Linked DNA regions of Homo sapiens: regions 1 and 3 are each linked to region 2. Evidence: read pairs that join two places in POLR2A ChIA-PET (ENCODE). Cell type or tissue: PC-9. All regions are shown on one strand. Region 1 has its middle 6.7 kb from the start of ZNF335. Region 2 holds the start of ZSWIM1 (zinc finger SWIM-type containing 1). Region 3 overlaps PKIG (cAMP-dependent protein kinase inhibitor gamma).

Evidence for each region. ChIA-PET counts read pairs that join two places held together with the same protein. Peaks named below come from ENCODE experiments on the same cell type or tissue, not always from the same donor. Only the 100,000 strongest peaks of a DNase experiment are listed, where the experiment ranks them.
Region 1: POLR2A ChIA-PET joins it to region 2 with 5 read pairs; 23 of 35 experiments call an interaction of 5 or more read pairs at or near these places.
Region 3: POLR2A ChIA-PET joins it to region 2 with 5 read pairs; 2 of 35 experiments call an interaction of 5 or more read pairs at or near these places.

What each region holds. Positions count from the first base shown.
Region 1 is chr20:45,977,643-45,980,142 of GRCh38, reverse strand. No RefSeq gene overlaps it. Among named protein-coding and RNA genes, the nearest start is that of ZNF335, 6.7 kb to the right of the region's middle. In PC-9, no CTCF peak of the experiment used is centred here; no DNase peak of the experiment used is centred here.
Region 2 is chr20:45,880,175-45,882,674 of GRCh38, reverse strand. It overlaps ZSWIM1 (zinc finger SWIM-type containing 1), which reads right to left and starts at 1,448. Exons shown (of 2, transcript NM_080603.5): 1 at 1,414-1,448; 2 at 1-142. The coding sequence starts at 82. RefSeq lists enhancers at 1,359-1,438, 1,689-1,738. In PC-9, no CTCF peak of the experiment used is centred here; a DNase peak (open chromatin) is centred at 1,534; H3K4me3 peaks cover 1,357 bases; H3K27ac peaks cover 507 bases.
Region 3 is chr20:44,601,824-44,604,323 of GRCh38, reverse strand. The region is part of intron 2 of PKIG (cAMP-dependent protein kinase inhibitor gamma); the gene reads right to left. Among named protein-coding and RNA genes, the nearest start is that of PKIG, 20 kb to the right of the region's middle. In PC-9, a CTCF peak has its summit at 769; no DNase peak of the experiment used is centred here.

The DNA.
Region 1 (2,500 bases), 97 kb before region 2:
CAGGAGATCTGGCCTGGGCTCACAGCCCCTTCCATTACACCAGAAAATTTCTGTGATCTTGAGCAAGTCAAATCCCCTCTCTGGGCTTCAATTTCCTCATCTGTAAAATGGGAAAATAGTAACCACCAGGCCTGACTCAGGAGAAGACAAAATATCACCTAAGAGTCAAGCATTATGATGAGAAATGGTACAGCAATCTAAAAGTATGGAGTCTAGAGCCAGATTGCTTAGTTTTCTTTTTTTTAAATAAATGAAAAAATTTTTATTGAGTATTACTTTATACATGTAAATTAAAAGTGAATCTATATTAAGTTGACTATTCTACAATAAAAACCTATGCAATGGGAATAATCAAAGCTGTCTACACAATACTAATGTGGTCAATAAATTACCCAGATGTTTTTCCACAAATATTTGGATTACCTGAATTAGCTGATTTTTCCACAAAAGTTAAATTTGAGCTTTAATATGGTAGCAGCAGGATGCTGCTTAAGTTTAGAAGAAAAACATAAGAATAAAAACCCTGAATAGCATAACCAAATCTTCCAAGAAATAAGTTCACCAAAAAAGTAGCATACACCTATTTGGTATCCAGAGGAGGAAACAAAACAAAACACAGGCACTTAATCAACATCCACCAAGTGATCATCACTAACATTCTATTATTACCAGAGCAACTGTCAATACGTGAACCGTAGATTAGGACAGACTTACATATCTAAAAACAAACCAGTAATCAATAATATATACAGAAATACTAACTTGCAGTCACATTTAAATACCATCAACAGTTTGGTGTATCTGATATAGACTGAATTCATTTCATCACTGCTATAAATTCCTTAAAAGTGTTCTTTTCCTAATGTAACATTATCTTTAAAAAATGGTAAGATATTTCCCAATATGCATCAGTTCTTTCACTCACCCATTCAATAAATGTTGCAGCAAATTAAATAGAACCTATTAACTAGATCTAAAAACAATGGCTGAATAATTAACACAAAGAAGTACTTTTGAGTAAACTATTCAGATTAGACAGGCTAATGCTAACTAAGACTGCATTTTGTGCTACTGACATGCACTATATAGATCGTACACTACTAGATGGAAGGTTGGTCCACGTCCATTTATTTAAAGATTCTGTAACACCTATAATAGTATTTAATACAGCTCCCACACATAATATTCCTCTCACATAGACATAGTTATTTTTAGTGGGGATAAGGTATGACTTTAACATGCTATGAGATTCTAGCTAAGTAAAATAAAAACAATATGGGCTCAGGTTTTCTTAGGTAATATTAGTTCAAGTTTTTAAACTGGGAAACAACCAACTTCCATATATCCAGGAGAAACTTAGCATGGGGGGAGGTGCCTTAGTTGATGTGCCTGATAAGCAAACTGTTAGTCGTCTATTAGTATTATGTTTTCAGCTTAATGTAACAACAAAAGAAAGGTGTCACACTACTTCTCAGATAATATGGGAATTACAATTACAGATAATATGGGATTACAATTACAATCCCATGGGATATCCTTTATTTATGAAAGCATAGTTCCAATGCAAAAGTCAAGCTTTATGGTTACATATTAGGATAGGTTCAGACCCAATATGACCATGTTTAGCACTAACTTTAACATGTTAAAGTTCTGATTCCTGAATGTTTTTCTCACTTAATATATTATCTCCAATGACAAGCTGGTGTGTCTGGCTTCTTATGCTGAAAATATATGCCTGAATCCTGTAACAAGTTATTAACAAAATCATGAATAGTTATTAAATAAGTGCCAGCACTACATGGAACTTACTGGTCACCAACTCAGAACGATAAAACTACACACATATGCACACAAAAAAACCCCAAAGAAACATACCTATCACTGTACATATGAATACTGTCCAGGATATCAGATCAATTATCAAATCCAAGGTCTCTGCTGTTTTGTCTTACAGTGTTGAATATATGAATGCTTCTCTATTACACTGACTTGTATTATTTTCAAGAAATTATTAAGTGGATTCAAAATCTTACATTTTTATTTCTAATTATAAAATCCAGATTAATCCAGAAAACACAAACCACATGTAACTGAGGTAGGTTTTTCACCTTAAGGATACATTGCTTCTACCACAATTTAAAATTTTTAAAATTGAAGAAAAAAAAAAGACTACATTGCTCCCTATACCTGCCTCTGATACTTAATTTTCTACGTTTGAAACTACTTGAACAAGTGTGACAGTGCTCTACTATATTTAGTAAATCCCTTAGTACCTACAAATACACACCCAAAATCCCTTCCCCCCTTCTCTAATGGTCACTGTTGTATAAAAAAATTGCCAACAACTCTAGAAAGATGAAATAAAGATTACTATAGCAATCTTCAGTTAATTCATTTCAGAAATCAAGGAAGCAAGTTACGTTCATTTTAAAGATGACAAACTTACTATTTTGAAAATGAGCTCATAAACACATTAGAACTTTGAATGTGCTTTAGTATG
Region 2 (2,500 bases):
AGATGGGAGCTGTCCAAATGCCAAGGTCAAAATACTTTCTTTGCAGGGCAGCTGACCACGGGGCTTTGAGTCTCTCAAGCATCAAGTAAGTTGAGGCTGGAGGCTAGACAATCATTCCCAGATCTTTTTTCCAAAGATGGGCCTATGGAGAGTAACAGAGGTTTAAGGAGACAGCAGGGACCTGGCTCTTCAATTATTCATCCACACAATATTTGTTGAACACTTACTATATGTCAGCACTGTTCTAGGGGAAGATACACAATAAACATGTAAACAAATAAGCAAATATATATCCAATAATGAAGCTTACAAAGACCATAAACCTGAGTAACATGTCAGAGAGTAAGCTGGGGAAGGGAGGGATACTTTAGTTAAAGTGGTAATGGAAGGCCTCTCAGGGGAGAAGGATGACATTGGAGCTGAAATCTAAATGATAAGAAGTTAGCTATGGAAAGATATGGTTCCAGGGGATTTAAATAGGTATGGCCAGAGCTGCATATGGCCTTTTAAAAAAATAGCATTCTAGCCAGGTGCAGTGGCTCACACCTGTAATCCCAGTACTTTGGGAGGCCAAGGTGGGCAGATAACTTGAGGTTGGGAGTTCGAGACCAGCCTGGCCAACATGGTGAAAACCCGTCTCTACTAAAAATACAAAAAGAATTAGCCGGGTATGGTGGCCCATGCCTGTAGTCTCAGCTACTCGGGAGGCTGAGGCAGGAGACCTGCTTGAACCCAGGAGGCTGAGGTTGCAGTGAGCCGAGATTGCGCCACTGCACTCCAGCTCTGGGTGACAGAGTGAAACTCTGTCTCAAAAAATAAAATAAAATAAAAATACGATTTTATATTTATAAATGACTGATTGGCATCCATTCTTTCCTTTGGTCCTGGTATGTATAAGAGAACTGCAATTGCTCCAAACTTGCTGTGTTATCTTGGGCAAGTCAATGACCCTCTCTGAGCCTCAATCCCTTCCACCATAAAATATGGCTAACAAATGTGCATAGCTTCTCCTGCCTCTACTATATCCCTCTTTTAGCAGCAATACTCTATTCCATTGTTTCCTCTATTTGGCCCCAGACCGAGTTACTGTCCTCATTTTACAGATGATAAACTAAGGCTCAAAGAAGCTAAGTGACTTGCCCACCATTACTCTGTAAGTAGCTGAAAGTTGAGTCTTTGGTTCGGGATCCTGACTGCTGTCCACAGTACCTGGGGTCCAAAAACCAACAGAGGGAATACGGCCTTTGACCTCTCACCTCTAACCTGGGTGGGAGATGTGGATGTCTGACATTCCCAGAGTCCAGCTGGAGCCGGATGAGAAGAAAACCTCCCTCCCATCCCTTTGGGAGCTGTGTGACGGCTAACTGCGGTGATCCGCTGTCTCACACTTTCACCCCTTCAGGAAGCACTCACCCACAGCCAGGCTCCGTCGCCATTTCTCCCTATTTGACCCTGCCTCCGACTCTGACTGACATCCAAACTCACCAACCACAGCGTCAGCATCGCAGTGACTCGGACCAATGTCTGAGGAATTCGCTTTCAGGCTTTAGCACCACGGACCAATCGTAGCGTGACGATTCGCGGGCGGGCCGTGTTGCCAGGGTTACAAGGAGCTGGCTGGAGGTAAAGATACTTGCATCTGGGAGAGCTGAGCCTTGAAGCTGGAGCTCCGGGGCTTCCCTTCAGGCTAGGCGACTGGAAGGACACGTTACTATGGAAACTCCCTCAAAAGCAGAAAATGAAAAGGAAAATAAATAGCAGTTATATATATATTTTTTCTTTTTCTTTTTTTGAGATGGAGTCTCGCACTGTCGCCTGGGATGGAGTGCAGTGGCAAGATCTCGACTCACAGCAACCTCCGCCTCCCAGGTTCAAGCGATGATTCTCCTGCCTCAGCCTCCTGAGTAGCTGGGATTACAGGCACCCGCCACCACGCCCAGTTAATTTTTTGTATTTTTAGTAGAGACGGGGTTTCACCCTGTTGGCCAGGCTGGTCTCGAACTCCTGGCCTCGTGATTCGCCCACCTCAGCCTCCCAAAGTGCTGGGATTACAGGCGTGAGCCACCGCGGGTTTTGTTTTGTTGTGTGTGTGTGTGTGAAACTCTAAAGCCCCTGGAATTTAGGAAACAGTGCATATATAGTCATAACGCATATTCTACCTTATGGGGAAACTGAGTTCCAGGTCTCAAATTCTACTCCTCCTTCGGGGATCAGGAGCCCAACTTTTAGAGCTGAGGAAATCCAGATCCCCTTAAACAAGCCAAAACTTGGCATTCTCTAGCCCAACCCCCTCCAGTATTCTACAGAATGATGCCATGACTTATTTAGGGTCCTACTACAGTAGTGCAAGGGCCTACTAACTGGTCTCTTGTCCTCAGTTCCCTTGAAGATGGCAGACTTAGAAAACTGGGTGTTTACCAGGCCTTGGAGGATTAAGATTACCAACTAGCAACATCAAATCAGTGTTGGTACTTACGCATCGAAAATGTTATTGGGCTGG
Region 3 (2,500 bases), 1.3 Mb after region 2:
CTCTCATTCATTCCCTTAGTCAGGAGCCACCTCCACAATCAATTATGCAAGTCAAAAACCTATTACCCGTAACTCATGCCTGACTTCTTCCTCTCTTTAAGAAGGCATCCTGCACCTTAAAGCTCAATTACCCAGGTTCAATTATTTTCTCTCTTCAGGTCCATCTTCCCATTTTCTCCATGCAGTAATCATGGCCTCAGTTACGCTTCATCATCTCTATCCAGTCTACTACAACCTTCCCCAACTGGCTTTTCTGCCCCCAGTCTTCTCACTTATTCCTCACCACCCCCACCCCCAATTCATCCTCAAGCCCTCTGTCCTCTACTTCAAGAGGGACATTCCCCAACATCAGTTGGCTCATCCTCATGCTCAGTTCAGAAACCTTCAATGATTAAAAAGAATCAGGCCAATCCATTTATGTATATTGACACGGAAGGATGTTCTCAATATATGATTACTAATATGCCCTAACACATGGGTCTACAGTCTTTTCTCTCCTGAGTTCTAAACCTTTACTTCCAACAGCCCATGACCTATCTCCAGCAGGGAGACAGCTTTGATTCATTCAGGACCATCACAGGGCAAATACCTGTTCAATTAATGAAAAGTTGTTGTAGAATCTAACCGAAAGACATCCCAGAGCTCATCTAGACAAGCCTCTCATCAACAGCTGCGGAAACGGAGGCTCAGAAAGGGCAAGGCACTTGCCCAGGGTTCTTGATCTAGCGGTCCTAACTCCCGGTCCAGAGCTCTTTTCCCCACATCACACTGCCCCCTTGGGAGTCCCTGATGACATTACAAATCTCTGAGGGGAATGGGTGGCAGGGTAGAAGGCATCTAGGGTGCTCGTCCAGCCCAGCTTTGTTGTTTACCAGCTGTGGGCCGTGCACAACTCCCCTCACCTCAGCAAAGCGGGGCTAACAGTCACACCCTGCAGTTCAGGGGGCTGTTATGAAGATTCAATAAGATGGTGATGCAAAAAGTGTAGTAAGTGATGGGGAATGTAAGTGGAATGCAATTAATAAATGATTAGGATGGTTCATTTGGGGGCTGAGTTAGTAAAACCTGCCTTTGGACATTTCATTCAGCTCCTTTGTTTTTACTCTGTTTAACGGTGCTACAGAAGATTAAAACTTCCTTCTTTGGTGCTTTATGGTGTTGTGTGGTAAGAATATAAATTCCCCAGAAGTGGTGACCCTGGCTGGTGTGTTTACTGTTACGTCCAGAAGGCCCTGCACATACTTGAAGCTCAATGAATAGCTGATGAACAAGTGAATAATAGAAGATGTTCTAGATTACAGGGAAAGAAGAGCAAAGAATGTGCGGCCCTGCATCATAACAGTGGCTGAAGATCTGGTTCAATACCCGCGCAATAGGGTGACCCTTGATGAGTCCCCTTCTCTCTCAGCTTCCTTTCCCACCATCTAAATAATGAAGTTTGAAATATGATCTCCAAGTCTTCCAGTCTTTTTTTTTTTTTTTTGAGATGGAGTCTTACTCTGTCGCCCAGGTTGGAGTGCAGTGGCATGATCTCTGCTCACTGCAACCTCCACCTCCCCGGTTCAAGTGCTTTTCCTGCCTCAGCCTCCCAAGTAGCTGGGATTACAGGCATGAACCAACATACCCGGCTAATTTTTTTTTTTTTGTATTTTTAATAGAGATGGGGTTTCACCATGTTGGCCAGGTTAATCTTGAACTCCTGACCTCAAGTGATCCACCTGCCTCGGCCTCCCAAAGTGCTGGGATTACAGGCATGAGCCACCGCACCTGGCCTCCAAGTCTTCCAGTCTTGATATTTCATTTATTCATTCAATGTACTGAGCAACTTCTACATGCCAGGCACTGTGCCGGGCATAGGGTATATACTGGAAACTAAAAAAGATATTTACAATGTGTAAAGAGAAAAAGGCACTGCACAAGTAAATGAATCTTATCACAGATTATGGTATGTGCTATGGGAGAAGAGGAGAGGGTTCTCTGCATGTGGATCATGCAGTTAATGGCTGTATGATCAGGAAAGGCCTCTCTGAGGAGGTGGTTTTTGCTGAAATCTACAGAAAAGTTGGATAGAGAGGGACCCAGAGAGCCAACAGGCAATTTGAGTCTAAAAACAATCTAGAATCTTCTAGCTCAGCCTGAGCCCTACAGGGTGCTAAAGAATGAAGCTCTTTCTTTTCCTCATCCTCAGGAGGTTTTGGTATCTTGTGGGATCTGGATGATTGCCAGACATGTGATTGACCTTGAATGCCCAGGACAAAGGGTGAAGCCCTTATACTCTGTCCCCAGGCCTTTTGGGGCCCTGGGGTCAGAGGTTACAGTGCCTGCAGGTGCCTGCTCTGGGCATTTCCCCACAGGAAGCCACTTCTCCCGTGGGTTTCTAATACTCCCCCCAGCTTTGTAAACTGAAGAGGCCCCAGGCTCTGCCAAGAGCTACATGGTCTGTTCCAAGTCTGCAGCTATTAGTCCTCATTGCTCAGGCAGATTCCATTACAAGCTCCAA